2 separate regions of the Mus musculus genome follow, and region 2 is linked to region 1. The links are chromatin contacts, found by Hi-C or POLR2A ChIA-PET in ENCODE. All regions are on one chromosome and are shown on one strand. The core of a region is the stretch at or near the end of the contact, and the rest is flanking DNA. Distances in the headings are between cores, read along the strand shown. Region 1 holds the start of Unkl (unkempt family like zinc finger). Region 2 holds the start of Tsr3 (TSR3 20S rRNA accumulation).

Region 1 (7,575 bases), core at 3,478-5,977:
TGAGGTCAGGGAGGGTAGGAAAGCCAGAAGGAAAGGGCGAGGATAGAAAGAAGAGGCCCACAGAGACACTCTCCAGTGCTGCCCTCCTGGAACAGGTCCGGAGCCCCGGGATGACCCCACATCAAGAACACCAAGTGCTCACTCTACCACTCACTGGTTAAAGGGCCTTTACTCTGAGAAACGGCGATGTTTTAAAATAATTTATTTGTAGGGCCAGGCATGTGGCTCGGAGGTTAACCCTAGCTTTCGTGAGGACCCGGGTTTTACTTCAGTACTACAATAAGTGTTTATTAATTGCTTGGTAGTACCTATGCAAAAAGTAAAATAAAATAAATTCACGACCCTGATATAAAGGGGAAGCCCCACCATCATTGATCTGGAGGGTCCTATCTAATTTATCATTCCTATGGCAACCCAGCATGAGCCAGAAGTGCAATTCAGGAAGAAAAACTCCACCCATCCCACATGTGCAGTGATGGGGAAGCCCTCGGTAATCACTAAGCACAGACTCCCAGTGGAGGCAGCCTGTCAAATGCTTCCTGAGGGGCAAATCATTCCATGTGCTCCAGAGAAGCCACAAACAAAAATCTTCCCTGAGACACCCCTGACGCTGAAGTGTCAGACACACAGAATGTCAGTTAACATGTCTGACTGTATGTGGTTCATTACCATTTGTACACAGCTAAGGAGGACCAGCTGTAGGTGATACTGAGTGCAGCACACTTCATTCCAGGAAGAACGGACACACTGTGGGTGCCCAGCTGTGACATGCTCCAATACCAGGCCAACTGAGTTTCAGAACCGCAAACTGTCTGAGACATGACTGATTTTTAGATTCATTTTATTATATGTGTTTAAGTGTCGTATCTGCATGTTTCTCTGTCTAATGTGTGTGTGCCTGGCACCTGCAGAATTCAGTAGAGTGTCAAGATTCCCTGGATCTGGAGTCCTAAGTGGGTTGTGAGCTACCACGCAGGTGCTGGGAACTGAACCCGGGTCGTCTGGAAGTGCTCTTAACCACTGAGCCAACCCTTTAGCAAAACATGCTTTCTTTTTACAAATTAAGATTATCATTGGGGGCTGGGCGTGGTGGCGCACGCAAGGCTGGCATCATTCACCTCCTGTCTTCCAGCTCCAGGCTCAGGTAGCCGCAGTCCCAAGGTGACCAATAGAACATGGAAAACTAGGAACTGAGCCTGGGTCTCAGCCAGACAGTCACCTGTCTTCTAACAACATGTTTAAAGGAACCACCAGTTCAAGAGGATGTAAGCAGCACAGCTTTGGTAGACTAAATACCATAGGTGGTTGCACACCTTCAATCTAGCACTTAGGAGGCAGAGGCAGGTGGATCTCTGTGTATTCAAAGCCAGCCCGGTCTACATAGTGACTTCCAGAGCAGCCAGGACTAAAGGCTACTTCTAAAAATAAATACATTGTATGTATTTAGATAGTATGTGTGTGAATGCACGTGCAAACATGCATATGTGCTATAACATATGTACAGGAGTCAGAGGATAACGTGTATGAGTTTTCTTCCTCCACTATGCGAGTCCCTGAGATAAAGTTAAAGTCATTAAGTTTAAGTCAATCTTCACTTGGCAGTAAATGTTGTTTGCTCACTGAACTATACTGCTGGCTCTATACCACTGTAACTGAAGCTCAGCAGGCTACACTGTTTATCTAGCTTGGCCCTCAAGCTACATTAACAGCAGCTATATATACATTTAAAACCTTTCTGTGAGGGGTTGGGGTTAGAGAGATGGCTCAGCAGTCAGGACCATGCACTGCTCTTGCAGAGGATCCAAGCTGAGCTTCCAGAATTCACACTAAGTAACTCACAACTATCTGTAACTTGAGGGCTAGCAGATCCTCCAGTCTTTGTCCTGAACGCTCATGTGCACAATCTTAGCCGGGCGGTGGTGGTGCACACCTTTAATCCCAGCACTTGAGAAGCAGAAGCATGTGGATCTGAGTTCGAGGCCAGCCTGCTCTACAGAGTTCCAAAACAGCCAAGGCTACACAGAGAAACCATGTCTGGGGGTGGGGGTGGGGGCAAAAAAACCAAAACCAAAAACAGACAGACCAATACTTCACCTCAGGACAGGAAGCTAACCCCACACCCCCAAACTGCCCAAAGGAAGAACTTAGCACCTCCTGATATTATTTTCCACCTCCCTTTGAACACAAAGTCTCACTTGGACTTTCTCTGTCTTCATTATTTCAAAACCAAGATGTCTGGAGCTGGACAAAGAGCCCATCAGTAAAATACCTGCCTCGAGAGCAAAAAGACCTGAGTCTGATCCCCAGAACTCTGATTAAAGACAAAACAAGACAAAACAACAACGACAAAACCACTGATCACAGTGGCACACACTTGTAATCCCAATGCTAGGGAGACAGAGACAGCTGGCCCCTGGCACCTGCAGGCAGGCCAACCAGTCTGGCCGATTTAACCAGCTCCAGGCCAGTGAGAGACCCTGTTTTAAAATAAGGTGAGAACAGCATGTAAGGTTAACCTGAGAACTCCAATCGTGTGTGTACGCACTGGCGCGTGAGCCGCCACACTCTGCACCTGCACACACAAGCACACACATGCACACAAAGAAAGACATCTGTTCATAACACCATTAGGAAACTTGTAAAATATAAACTAACCCAAACAAAACCTTGACTTATTAAAATCCAAAAGTGTTACATAACTGACAACGTGCAAATAAAACAACTTTCCTACCATTAAAAAAAACAAAACAAAACAAAAAAACAACTACAAATGAGCAGAACGCATCACAGTGTTAAAGAGTCCTAGCCTACATAAGCAGATCACGGGCTCCTGTCCACAAATCAATTCACAAATCCTTATCAGAATAACAGTTCTGCTACTCTTCTTTAAAATACATACATAAGCAAGAAAATATTCCACACTTACATGTTACACATGACACACTTACAACTGACCACACAAAACCGTTTTAAATCAGATGGCTGGCAAAACATGGGCCAGTTTTAAAGTAGAGCATTGGATGGGGTGGGGTGGTAAGTGAATCAAAATCAGTTTGAATTACCAAAGATTTTCACCTACAACACACATACATCATCTTTTAGGAAACTAGCCTACAAACAGGGAACCCCTCAAGCACACTACTCTACTGACCCCGAGAAGTCTTGAATAAAAATGAGGTTCCCTCTACAGGTAGTGGGTGTTAAAAAGAAGCAAGGAGACCAGTGTAGTGGCATACACCTTTAATGCCAGCACTTTAAGGGGCCAAGACAGGTATCACTATGAGTTTGAGGCCAGTCTGGTCTACATACAGTGTTTCAGGACAGCCAGGCCTTCATAAAGACACCCTGTCTCAAAAAAACAAAAAACCAGAAACCTCAAAAACCTGTTGATCAGAGAGTCAACACCAATCCTGAGGAAAGACCATGAGCCACCCACCGGAACCCCACTTACTCATCACCATCGGGACACAGGCCGGTGGCCTCATCGTACTTGGAGCAGTATATGTCCGGGCTGTAGTTGAAGGTGCCATCGCGTCGTCGGAGCGGTCTGCGACGACGCTGATTTAGGAAATGCCAATGGAAACAGGTGAACGGCCTGTGCTGGCTGCACTTATGCTGCAAAAACAGGGAGCACTGCTCTGTCCTAAACTCCTTTAGATACCTAAAAAGACAAACAGCGTTGCGGGCCGCAGCCACCGCCGGCTGGAGGCCCCTGGGATGCGGCGGGGCAGGGTCCCAGACGAGAAGCATCCCCCACCCCCGGCAATACACACACACACACACACACACACACACACACACACTGAGCGATCCTGACTGCCATGGCCCGGTACCCTCCTTTTTTAAAAGCACCCCGGGTGTCACTTCCCAACTCGGAGACCAGGTAACTCCAGTCAGGCAGACTCTCCGTTCCCTGACCCCAAATACCACTTCCCAGTCCCCAGATAAGAAGATTCCCGGACACGAGGCATAGACCTCCTCTTAGCAGGCCATCACCAACTCTGATCCCAGGTAACTCTACAGAAGTACACTCCATTCTCTGCCCCCTTCTAGTCCCTGACCCCTGGAGCCACCTCTCAATCCTCAGTCCCGGTCTCCCGCTCGACTACCTTCATAGGTTCCAGATGGACTGCAAGCGCCACCCGCCCACACCAGGCGCAACCCCTCTTCTGCGCCGCAGAAACGACCCCCGGGCTCACAACCAAGCGGCCACCGGACTCTAGGTGCGGCTCCGCCCCCAGCCCAGAGGTCACCCCAGACCCCGGAACCGCCTCTCAACCTCAGGCAGCGACTGCTCGAGTCCGGATGGCCGTGCGCCCACCTCCAGCCCAGGCGCGGCCCTGAGCTACGAACGCAGGCGCTGTTCCCCAGACTCCAGTCTGGCGCGCGGGGTCGCCGGAGACCAGGAGCAAGTCCAGCCCCCAAGCCAGGGGTCACCGAAAACCCTGGGCGCTGCCACTCCACCTTAGGCGGCGGCCCGCGCCTGGACGGCGTGACCCGCAAGAGCTGGCGGCGGGGGCGCGGGCGCGGGCGGGGCGCACCCACAGCGGCGACACCGGGGCCCGTGGCGCACGCGGGCCGCTGCTTTGCGCCGCAGCGCCCAGAAGGCCACGGACCGCAGCCCAGGCACTGACCTGTAGTGGGTTGGTTTCTCTGTCTGCGGGGGGGACCCGCTCAGCGCCGCCGCCGCCGCTTTCGAAACCGACGGCATTTTCAGTCAAAACAATGCAGCGCGCATGCGCCGCGCCGGCGCCCCCGGATCTCCCCCCCGCACCGAGCCCCCTGCGCCCCCCGCCGCGCCGGCCACACCCCCGGGCACGCCACGCCGGCCACGCCCCCACCGACCCCTCGCCCACGCGCGCTGTGCGGCGGGGGTGACACACAGGTTCTGCCGGCCCACCACGGCAGCAAGTTACAGGCGCAAGGCGGGACACGCCCGTTGGTGTAGAGTCCCCATGATGGCCTCTGCGTCCAGGGCTGCTGTTGGGCACAGGTTTCTTTGAACTGGAAAAAGTCTATAATTAGACTGTGACGATGGTCGCCCCTTTATTAAATTTGTGAATTTAAGGATAATCCGAGTGTGAATTCTGTTGAGCCACTTTTTTAAAAACACAGCGTAAGATGCTGCCAGATGAGCCCATCGGGTAAAGGATGTACAGGGTGGTCAGTAATCAGACTGATCTGGGGTCCGCAGAATGCTAACTGCACGTGGCGGGCAGGACTCGCAAGTGCTAGGATGAATTCGGGAGAACCCAGGGCTAGCATTCACTGGTGTGTAAAGTGACCACAGCTCCTCTGCTAACTGCGGGTGTGCTCTGAGGGATAAAGTCTGAGTAGCACAGCCACAAGTGTTCTGAAAGGAATGGGCAGAAAAGAGAGGGATGTTTTCAGAAAGGAGGATTACAGAAAACCTATCCCATTTCCAGAAACACGATCTAAAATATTAACAGAGAGACATACACGGTCCAGGTATGTATGCTATATTTTAAAGTACTAGTAAGGTAAAATTACCATTTGCTGGTAGGATTACTGACTTCTTCATATGACATTTTTGTAGACAAATTCTTTGAGTTGTTGACAACTTTGGAGAGTGAGTTGGTTTGGTTTGGGTGCTAGAGGTAGAACCCGGAGCCATGTGCGTGCCCGGACCCAGGTCCATGCCGGCTAAGCACTTATCCCTGAGCATTTCCCCTAGCCCACAGACCCTGAAGTTAACTTAGTTTAAAGGACTTATTTTAATGGTTGCACAAGCATGTGGATGGATAGTGAGCTGTAGGCAGTCCCAGCAAACAGAAACATTGTTTTTTCAAAGATCAAATAGAAGAATGAGCAAGCAGGGAAGGGCAGACAGGGGAACCTACAGAGGAATAAATGTGTCTCAGACTGCTGAGGGATAGGGAATGAAAACTAGGTCAACCCCCAAGTCCAGCCTGGAGAAACACACAAGACAACCTAAGGAATCTGAGAGAGAGAGAGGGAGAGAAAGAGAGAGAGAGGGAGAGAGAGAGAGAGAGAGAGAGAGAAGCTGGCTCTGTAAGGTGTGACAGAGAGCAAATAGCAGTGATGGTGGAACTCAGCGACCTTGACTGTGGACATGGGCAAAGGTCTCTCATCAAAAGATGTGTTTTATTCCTCTGCAGACATCACCTGTGACACCCACATAAGGGCCAGACGTGTCCTTTTATTGAAGCTGGTACTCGAGGGCTATGGCTCAGAACAGAACTAACAGGTTTTTATCTGTGTAACAGCTCACTTCCAACACTACTGAGCCTTTCCATTTTCAAGAGCTTACACAAAGTGGCTGTTGGGGCTGGAGAAATTGCTCACAGTGAATGGCTCCTCTTCCAGAGGACCCAAGTTCAGTTCCCAGAACCTACATGGTTGCTCATAGCCATTTGTATTTCCAGTTCCAGGGAATCTGACATCCTCTTCTTACCTGTATAGGCAACAGACATGTATGTGATGCACATACATACACATAAAGTAAATCTAATTTTGTAAGCGTCAGTTACGTTAACTCCTCCTCCCTCAAAAGAACATGTTTTATTCAATCATTTCTTTCTGCCCAACAGTTTATCTACTGTCTTGTACATGCAGCTGGCTTATAGTTAGTTACAGGCCCTCTCCCTACCTGATATTTGCTGGGCACTCACCCAGAGAATTCATTGGGCTGAAAACAATAGGAAAAACACAAGCTACAGTCTATTTGGGAAATTGGAAAAGCATAGCACAAAAAATAAATAAATAAATAAAATAAACATTTAAGTAACCCTTTAGCTAACACACCTATTCTCCTATCCGTAAAATAGATGTGAAACTCAGATCTGGTGGTGCTCGCCTTTGATCCCACCACTCAGGAGGCGGACGCAGCCTCTGCCTCTGAGTTCAAGGCCAGCCAGGGATACAGCCAGAATTCCAGGATGGCCAGGGCTACATAAAGAAACCTTGTCTTGAAAAATTAGAAAGGGGGAAGGAAAGAAAAAAAACGAGAAAGCAGAGGTGTAGTGAGTGTCCCCACTTATTCTGCTCACGAGTTCAAATGCCCACATCACTTCAGATAAGTTATCAGCCTGGCAGCACTGAGAACCCACTGCATGAAATGTAACATTTTTTTTTTTTTGCAAAAGCAATTCTATGTGAGCTGGAAACAGACCTCATTGGTAGGATAGCACAATAGACTCCTGAGTTCAATCACAACACTGTGAAAAAGACAGAAACAAACAAACAAAAAAAACCAACCCACTATATTATTGATGTTTTGTTTTGTTTGAGACAGGCCCTCCCTACGTAGCCCAAGCAGACCCCAAACTTAGGATCCTCCTGCCTCAGTTTCATAAGTGTTGAGATGACAAGCATACCCTACCACTTCTGTCAAGTTTTTAAGTTCTCATGTGGGAATGAAGAGCAGAAGAGAAAAAAAAAAAAAAAAAGATGGCAGCAGAAGCAGGAAGCAGGCTGATATCTAAGTCTACAGCAAGGCTGGTTTACATAGCCAGTTCTAGGCCTGCCAGAGCTAAATAGGGGGACTGTGTTTCAAAACAAAAAAACCAAAGCCTACTTGATGATGAAAGGGGA
Region 2 (7,575 bases), core at 3,387-5,886, 52 kb before region 1:
ATGCCGAGGGACAGGGGCTGCCCCTGGAGAACCTGAGGGATGGAAGCTACAAGGTGAGCGAGCCTTCCGCAGGAGCGAGTTTAGCTTGGTGCCCTGCTGTAGGCATCCCTGTGTTGGCGAAGCCAGATGGCCGCGAGGCAGTTCAGATGACTCTGGGAAGCCACTCGGCTGTGATGCCAGAGACCAGGGTTACAAGCGGCAGCTTCCTTTGCAGAGGCTGCAGGAGGAGCTCCGGCTACACAAATGCTCCACCCGGGAGTGCATCGAGCAGTTTTACCTGGACAAGCTCAAGCAGGTAGGTCTGTCATTGTCTACACAGGCCTGCTCCGAAGAGCCGGCTTCATTCGCTGGCTTTTTCCACTGGCCTTTCCCACAGAGGTCTCTGGAGCAGAACCGGTTTGGGCGCCTGACTGTCCGGTGTCATTATGAAGCAGCGGAGCAGCGGCTAGCTGTGGAGGTGCTGCATGCGGCGGACTTACTGCCTCTGGATGCCAACGGTGAGGCACAGCAGCGGCAGCTGGGGGTGGATGGGGTGCTGGGGGCAGGGAGACATCTGGCTCCCAATGTATCTTCTAGGCCTAAGTGACCCGTTCGTGATTGTGGAGCTTGGTCCACCACACCTCTTCCCACTGGTCCGCAGCCAGAGGACCCAAGTCAAAGCTCGCACGCTGCACCCCGTGTACGATGAACTCTTCCACTTGTGAGTGCCTGCCCGGCCTGCTGTGCCCGCTGCCTGGGCCCTATGGCCGCAGCAGGCTCCTGACTCTCCTGTCCACAGCTCTGTGCCTGCTGAGGCGTGCCGCCGCCGCGGGGCCTGCGTGCTGTTCACGGTTATGGACCACGACTGGCTGTCCACCAATGACTTTGCTGGGGAAGCAGCCCTTGGTCTGGGTGGCATCAGTGGCATCGCAAGGCCGCATGTGGGAGGGGGCATGAGGCCAGGTCAGCCTATCACTCTCCACCTGCGCAGGCCCAGAGCTCAGGGTGAGTGGGAATCCAAGGGTTGAGGGCTCTGGGCCTGGCCTAAACTGGCCTCTCGTGCCCAACTGCACGTCCACCCACAGTGAGGTCTGCACTGCGGATGCTAGAAGGCCGCACCAGCAGAGAAGCACAGGAGTTTGTCAAGAAACTCAAGGAGCTGGAGAAGTGCATGGAGGCGGACCTCTGAGCGCCTTGATGGTCATAGTGCCGCCCTCCCCATCTCCCTGAGGGACCCACTTTGTGCAGCAAGGGCTTCTGGGGGCCCCTCCCTCACCATGTGACCTGCCTGCTCTGGTTGGACCCTGTGGCTTCTGTCTGCCCTTGCTGTGTCTTTTGGTGTGTGCTGTGAACCCTTTGTGCCCCAGCATGCCCCACCCAGAATATGGGCAGCCAGCTCTGTGGAATTGGCCAGCATCCGCCCTGGACACAGCAGGATGGATGGGACTTGACCCTAGTGGGCGCCCCCACCCCACCCCAGAGCAGTGGTCATATGCTCTCAGGACTCTGCCCCCTAGAGGCTACTGGGTTGTACTTGGGGAGAAACATTTATGGTCATAACTAGGGAGTAGAAGCCACTACTACAAGGGTGGAGGCCAACTTTGCTGTTCACACCTTTGTAGCCATCATTCGGCTTGATGAGAAATAATCTGTGCCCCATGACAGCAGTGTCACGGGGAAGCCTCTCCTAGAGAAGGCCCTGCCCGCAGAGGGTGAGGGCAGAGTTTCCACTGCTTGCGGCTTCTCTCTCCTGGACCCGGACACTCCCCACCGCAGGTGAGCAAGGGGCCAGCGGAGGGTTACTTGTGCTCTGGTCCGGGCCTGGCTCCTGGTCCCAGGAGAGTTTCTCCCACAGTCACGGTTAGGAACAGGAATTGCCCACAGGTGGAGACCAGGCTGAAGGGCTCGATGGCTAGCTGCTCAGACATCCCTTGACGCATCTTTATATGCCCATACCAGACTTACCTCACAGGCCAGATCTGCCCGGGTAGACTTCCCCAGCGCTTAGCCACGTACAAAGCAACCCATAGCGGGGTCTCCTTGGTTTTATTGAGAGCACTAAGGCAGGACACTAAACAAGGTTGTCCCAGCAGGCCCGTCCATCCCCAGGTCCTACTGCCACTTCTGAATAATGCACACCAGCTTCAATAATATGTTTGTGACCTTCAGTCTCTCTGTCGTTTCTTGATCCCTTTCCAAATTTCAGTGGAGTCTCTGGCTTGAGCCTCTTGTTCTGGGGTCTCTTCAGCTCCAGAGTAGTTGCTGTCTCCTCCATTAGCACCAGGTCCTGGTTCCTCACACTCATCACTGTCCTCCTCAGAATCTTCACTGTGCTCCTCAGACCCATCAGTGTCATCCATGTCCTCAGGTAGCCTGGGAGTGAGATGGACCACAGTACAGCCACAGCCCTGAGCAAGGTGACCGTCCCTGTTAGGCTCGCTAGAGAAGCCCTAAAGCAGAGGCGGCTCTGAGCCCAACCCCCTTCAGCAAGCAGCTGCTTTACACTTTGTAATCACCACCAGGCCTTGTTCAAAAGGCCACACCCGCAAGGCCGGAGGAACTGGGTCAAGGTTTCAGAAGCACCTGGGGGCTCACAGGACCTACCGGGTGCTGGCCACGGGCCTGTTGAGATTCACAAACTCCCGCCCTGAGTCCACGTCAAAGGGATCTGAACACAGAAAGAGAGGGCGTGGTGGCGCACACCTTTAATCCCAGCACTCGGGAGGCAGAGGCAGGCGGATTTCTGAGTTTGAGGCCAGCCTGGTCTACAAAGTGAGTTCCAGGACAGCCAGGACTACACAGAGAAACCCTCTCCCCACCCCCACCCCCACCCCCAAAAAAAAAAGAAAGAAAGAAAGAAGAAGAGAGGAAGGGGACTTCTAAGTGATTTTCAGGCTCTAGGCTCCTAAGGCCCTGGAGGGACTTGATTGCTTCTCTGGGGCTCCCAGCCAACACCAGGACTCACCGATGTCCTCTTCAGGCGTGTCCCTGGTGCTAGCCAAGTACCCCTGTTCAGCCTGCAACACCTCCTCCGGGCCACGGCAAGCTGCGTACTTATCCAGGAGCTCCCGGTTCAGGTCCAGGAAGCCCTTGCCCCACTTAAACTTCCGAAGCAAAATGACAGCAAGGTCTGAAAAGCCTAGTGGAACAAAAACCAAAGATATGCCTGGGACACCTATAGAGAGCACAACTGCATGACCCTGCCTGCTATCTCAGGAAGCTGTCACCTCCTCTACAGTTCCCAAGGTTCCTCTCATTTGCTGAGAAACAGTCCTATTATCCTAGTCTCTGTGTCTTACGGGGTAGCCATTGGGCCCACACACCATCCAGGGAAGGCAGTGGTCCATTTTGCCTCTACCTCTGCTTCATAAGGTTAAGACTGTATGTGGGCACTGAGACTGAAGACAAAGGCTGTTTTCTAATGGCTCCCAATATATTCTCCTCACATCCCACCCCCTTGCTCAGACTCTGCCAGAAGAAACCCCAGTCTCCAGGTGAGGGAGGAGGAGGGGGCAAGCAGTCAGCCTCCAGACTGCCATTGCCAGGCTTCTGTCAGACCCAAAACTCACCTACGATGCAGAAGGCAGCAGCGAAAGCTTCCACACAGGAAAGTTTGCAGGGCCGGCCATAGTTTACAGGGTTGGCAGCTACGAGGTAAGGCAGGAGCCGCAAGTGGCTCCCTCGCATCTTCTGAAAGGGTGTGTCGTCCAGTTTGGCCCAGGAGCAGTCTATGACTGCGACCCCTGACTGTGCCACCAGCTGTCTGTCAGAGAGTGTAGGGTAGGTTCTAGGGCCCCAAATAAGGCACATCCTTGGAGACTGGCTTCACTACAGATGAGAGATCACTCTGCTATTTCGAAGTTATGGTTTATTGCAATAGTAGAAAGAACCCTTCAGGAAGCAGTTGAGGGTAGCTGGACAGTGTTTACTTTACACAACAAATGTTTCTCCTAGGCTTTCTACACTATAGCCCTGCTCTATGAAAAGGGTCAAATTAAATACAACTCTGCTCATATGAAAGATGTGGACATCCAAGACCAATAAGCAAGGCTTGAAGAAAATGATACTCCTGATACAGGGCAGTTTAACAAAGACAAGATGGTGGGAAGGGCATTCCAACCCCTCTCCGACCCCTCCCCGATCCCCAGGCCTCTGGTGTCTACCTGTCTGCCGGAGACACGTACTCAGTGCCTACTGGGCTGAGCACCAGACCGCCAAACCTTTGGCTCAGGCGCAGGCAGCGCACCAGACCCAGACGGGCCAGTTTGCGGCCCGTGCAGCGCTTGGGGTCGCAGTGACCAAGCTCCCACATAGCCAAGGCACAAGGCAGCGCCGCAGGGCCCGGGCCGCCCTGGTCCTCGGCCTCCTCGGGCTGCACGGATGCTACAAGGAGAGAGAGAAGGCCGGGTCCTCAGCGCCTGCTCCCAGGCCCGACCCGCTGCTCCGACTGCTCCAAACTCACCACGCAGCGCAGCGCCCACCTCTTCAGCGAAAGCATCCAGAGAGCGGCCAGAGGGTCGCCGAACACGACCGCTCTCTTTCCTGGATCCGCGAGCAACTTTCTTGCGGCCCATAATGTTAGATGAAATCCGAGATGAAATCCTCAGCTCCAGCGTTTGTTCAAGAGCGTGCGCGCGTGCGCGCTCGCACAGCTTCCGGTTTTGAGGGGAGTCAGTTCCGGCTGTCACTCACGTGACCGTGAGACCCTAGGAGCAATGGCGGGGCGGCTGGCTGGCTTCCTGATGTTGCTGGGGCTCGCGTCGCAGGGTCAGTGGCTCCGCGCACATAGCCCCCCGCGCGCTGGCGTCGCTCGCGCCTCCGCTCCCTACTCACCACCTCTCTCCCCGCTCCGCAGGGCCCGCGCCGGCATGTGCCGGGAAGATGAAGGTGGTGGAGGAGCCTAACACATTCGGGTGAGCGGATCACGGTCCTGCGGCTTGGGGACCGAGCCTGGCTGGCTCTTCTGACCTTCTCTGTTCCATAGGCTGAATAACCCGTTCTTGCCCCAGGCAAGCCGCCTTCAGCCCAAGAGAGAGCCTTCAGCTGTATCCGGTGAGCGCGGGAGGGTGCGGAGCTGGCCGAGGTGCTGACTGAGGGGGCCGAAAAAAGCTCTCGGTTAGGGAGGGAAGGGTGCCTTGGATGAAGGACTCATAATGTACTCGCTGAAGGGTTACGAATTCGTTTGTCAAACTTGAGTGTTTTAAATGCTCTGAAGTATATACTGGAACTGCAATCCCCTCTCGCTCCCAGGGTTGGCGATTACCTAGGGCTAAGCAAGCAAGCGCTCAAGGCTTGGGTCACATCCCTAACTTTTGTGGGGTTTTTGTTTTGTTTCGTTTTGTTTTTCGGGACAGGGTTCCTCTGTATAGCCCTGGAACTCTTTGTAGACCAGGCTGGCCCGGAACTCAGAAATCCGCCTGCCTCTGCCTCCCAAGTGCTGGGATTAAAGGCGTGTGCCACCCCCGGCTACTTTTGTGTTTTTAAGGTAAGAGTCTTTCAAAGTCTTTTATAGTAGACTCAAGCTGGCCTCCAACTTGTGGTATTAAAGCCTCTACTTTCCACAGGTGCTTAGACCAATTAGAAGCTCTAGGGATGTTGGGTATGAAGACTCAACACTCCAGGTGTATCTAGCCCTTTCTAGGTCTTACGGAGTGGAGAGGGCACCAGCACAGGAAATTTGGGACTAAGATCCTAGGAGGACTGAAAGACAAGCTGTTGGAGGTGGCTCAGGGCTGGCCAGCATAAAAGAACCTTGGCAACCCAGACACTATTGCATATGCCAGAAAGATCTTGCTGAAGGGACCCTGTTATAGCTGTCTCGTATGAGGCTATGCCAGTGCCTGGCAAATACAGAAGTGGATGCTCACAAGTCATCTATAAGATGGAACACAGGGCCCCCAATGGAGAAGCTAGAGAAAGCACCCAAGGAGCTGAAGGGGTCTGCAACCCTATAGGTGGAACAACAATATGAACTAACCAGTACCCCCAGAGCTCATATCTCTAGCTGCATATGTAGCAGAAGATGGCCTAGTTGGCCATCACTGGGAAGAGAGGCCCCTTGGTATTGCAAATTTTATATGCCCCAGTACAGGGGAATGCCAGGGCCAAGAAGCAGGAGTGGGTGGGTAGGGGAGCAGGGTGGAGGGAGGGTATAGGGAACTTTCGGGATAGCATTTGAAATATATATTTATTTATATATATATATTTATATTATATATAAATAAATATATAATATAAATATATATAAATATATATAATAATAAATTTATTTAATATTTATTTATATTGTATATAAATAAAGTATCTAATAAAAATAAATAAATAAATAAGTAGATACATGATAAAGATTCCAAAAAAAAAAAAAAAAACGTGACTAGCTGCACTCTGGGGATTTGGTGACCCACTATCTTAGGCATGTTGGGCAAGCTGGTTTGTAGATTTGATCCCGTGAAGAAGAGATAGCTCAGGGCTGCAGAGCACTTACCAGGCTCCTCTCGTAGTCAACTGTTACCATCTTCTCTCCTTTTCATAAGGTGACACTGTTTTAAGTCCTGCTACCATTACATTGTGAGGTTGTGTGAGTGTGCGCGCGTGCGTATTTGTGTATAATCGTGTGCGTGTGTATTTGTGTATAATAGTGTGTGCGCGCGCGCGTGTATTTGTGTATAATCGTAAGACTTCTCCACAGCCCTTCCAAACTAACATGTAGCTCCTTGGTTGGCCAGGAGGGGCCAGATGTTGCTAGGAACCCAGTACTGCAGATGTTTATTTTTATTCATTTAATAGCAATATTAGAAAGAAAAAGATACAGTATGCATAGACTGTCACAAGACCATTATCCCAGCACCTCAGAGGAGGATCATTAGTTCAAGCCCAGGCCTGACCTACACAGTAAGTTCCAGGACAGTCTTGGCAGGAGAGAGGATGGGGAGATAGGGAGGGGGGGTGAGAGAAACCTACTTGGTTGAAGGGCTACTCAGCCTAGGAGATGGGCTGCCTAACCTCACAGGTGTGCTCATTCACAGCTGCCTGCTGCTTCCTCGAAGCCACCCTTGGCAAGCCCGTGTTTCGGAGGAAATTGTCAGTTTCAACTACATCCATTCGTTCATAGTTACCAATCACCCTTTTTACTTTTGTGATGTTGGTTGCAAATACCCCAACTTTTATTTCTAGTTTTACTTACTTACTTACAGTTTTGCTTTTCCTAGTCAGTTTGGCTACAGGTTTATTTTTACAGGCTCAGTTTATTTTTACTTAAGCTTTTATTTTACTGGGTGTTTTGCTTGTTTGCTGTCTGTGTACCATATTGTGTGAAGTACCTGTGCCAGAAGAAGGCATTGGGTTTTCTAGAACTGGGGTTATAGATGATTGTGAGCCATCACGTATGTACATGCTAGGAACCGAACCTGGATCCTTCACAAAAGCAACAAGTGCTCACGACCACCCACCCGTCTCTTCACCCCCTCCTATTCTCTTTCTGTGTAATGTGTTTGTGTGTGCCTGTGTGGAGGTCCGAGGTCAAGGTTGGGTGTCTTCCTCTACTGCTTCCGAACACTTACTGAGAGTCAGGATCTCTCACTGAATCTAAAGCTCAAG

Evidence for each region. A loop is a pair of places that touch in the nucleus more often than their neighbours do. ChIA-PET counts read pairs that join two places held with the same protein, here RNA polymerase II (POLR2A).
Region 2: a loop to region 1 is called in a map of heart, with 2.0 times the contacts of the local background. The contact joins the promoter of Tsr3 here to the promoter of Unkl in region 1. A Hi-C loop is called at or near these places in 1 of 37 maps with a recorded cell type or tissue (heart). POLR2A ChIA-PET finds 5 or more read pairs at or near these places in 4 of 5 experiments (Patski and embryonic stem cell).

Annotation. Positions count from the first base shown.
Region 1 is chr17:25,185,552-25,193,126 of GRCm38, reverse strand. Unkl (unkempt family like zinc finger) reads right to left here and starts at 4,727. Exons shown (of 15, transcript NM_001197024.1): 1 at 4,635-4,727; 2 at 3,452-3,661. The coding sequence starts at 4,711. BC003965 (cDNA sequence BC003965) reads right to left here. Exons shown (of 2, transcript NM_183150.2): 2 at 5,465-7,575. It overlaps Gm52286 (a long non-coding RNA gene), which reads left to right and starts at 3,657. Exons shown (of 2, transcript XR_003952239.1): 1 at 3,657-4,011; 2 at 4,118-5,073.
Region 2 is chr17:25,237,231-25,244,805 of GRCm38, reverse strand. It overlaps Tsr3 (TSR3 20S rRNA accumulation), which reads right to left and starts at 4,636. Exons shown (of 6, transcript NM_026676.3): 1 at 4,442-4,636; 2 at 4,143-4,362; 3 at 3,549-3,742; 4 at 2,945-3,118; 5 at 2,584-2,647; 6 at 2,007-2,352. The coding sequence starts at 4,553. The coding sequence ends at 2,145. It overlaps Gnptg (N-acetylglucosamine-1-phosphotransferase, gamma subunit), which reads left to right and starts at 4,690. Exons shown (of 11, transcript NM_172529.3): 1 at 4,690-4,746; 2 at 4,835-4,892; 3 at 4,964-5,031. The coding sequence starts at 4,695. Baiap3 (BAI1-associated protein 3) reads left to right here. Exons shown (of 34, transcript NM_001163270.1): 29 at 1-53; 30 at 215-295; 31 at 377-497; 32 at 577-700; 33 at 779-984; 34 at 1,065-2,147. The coding sequence ends at 1,168.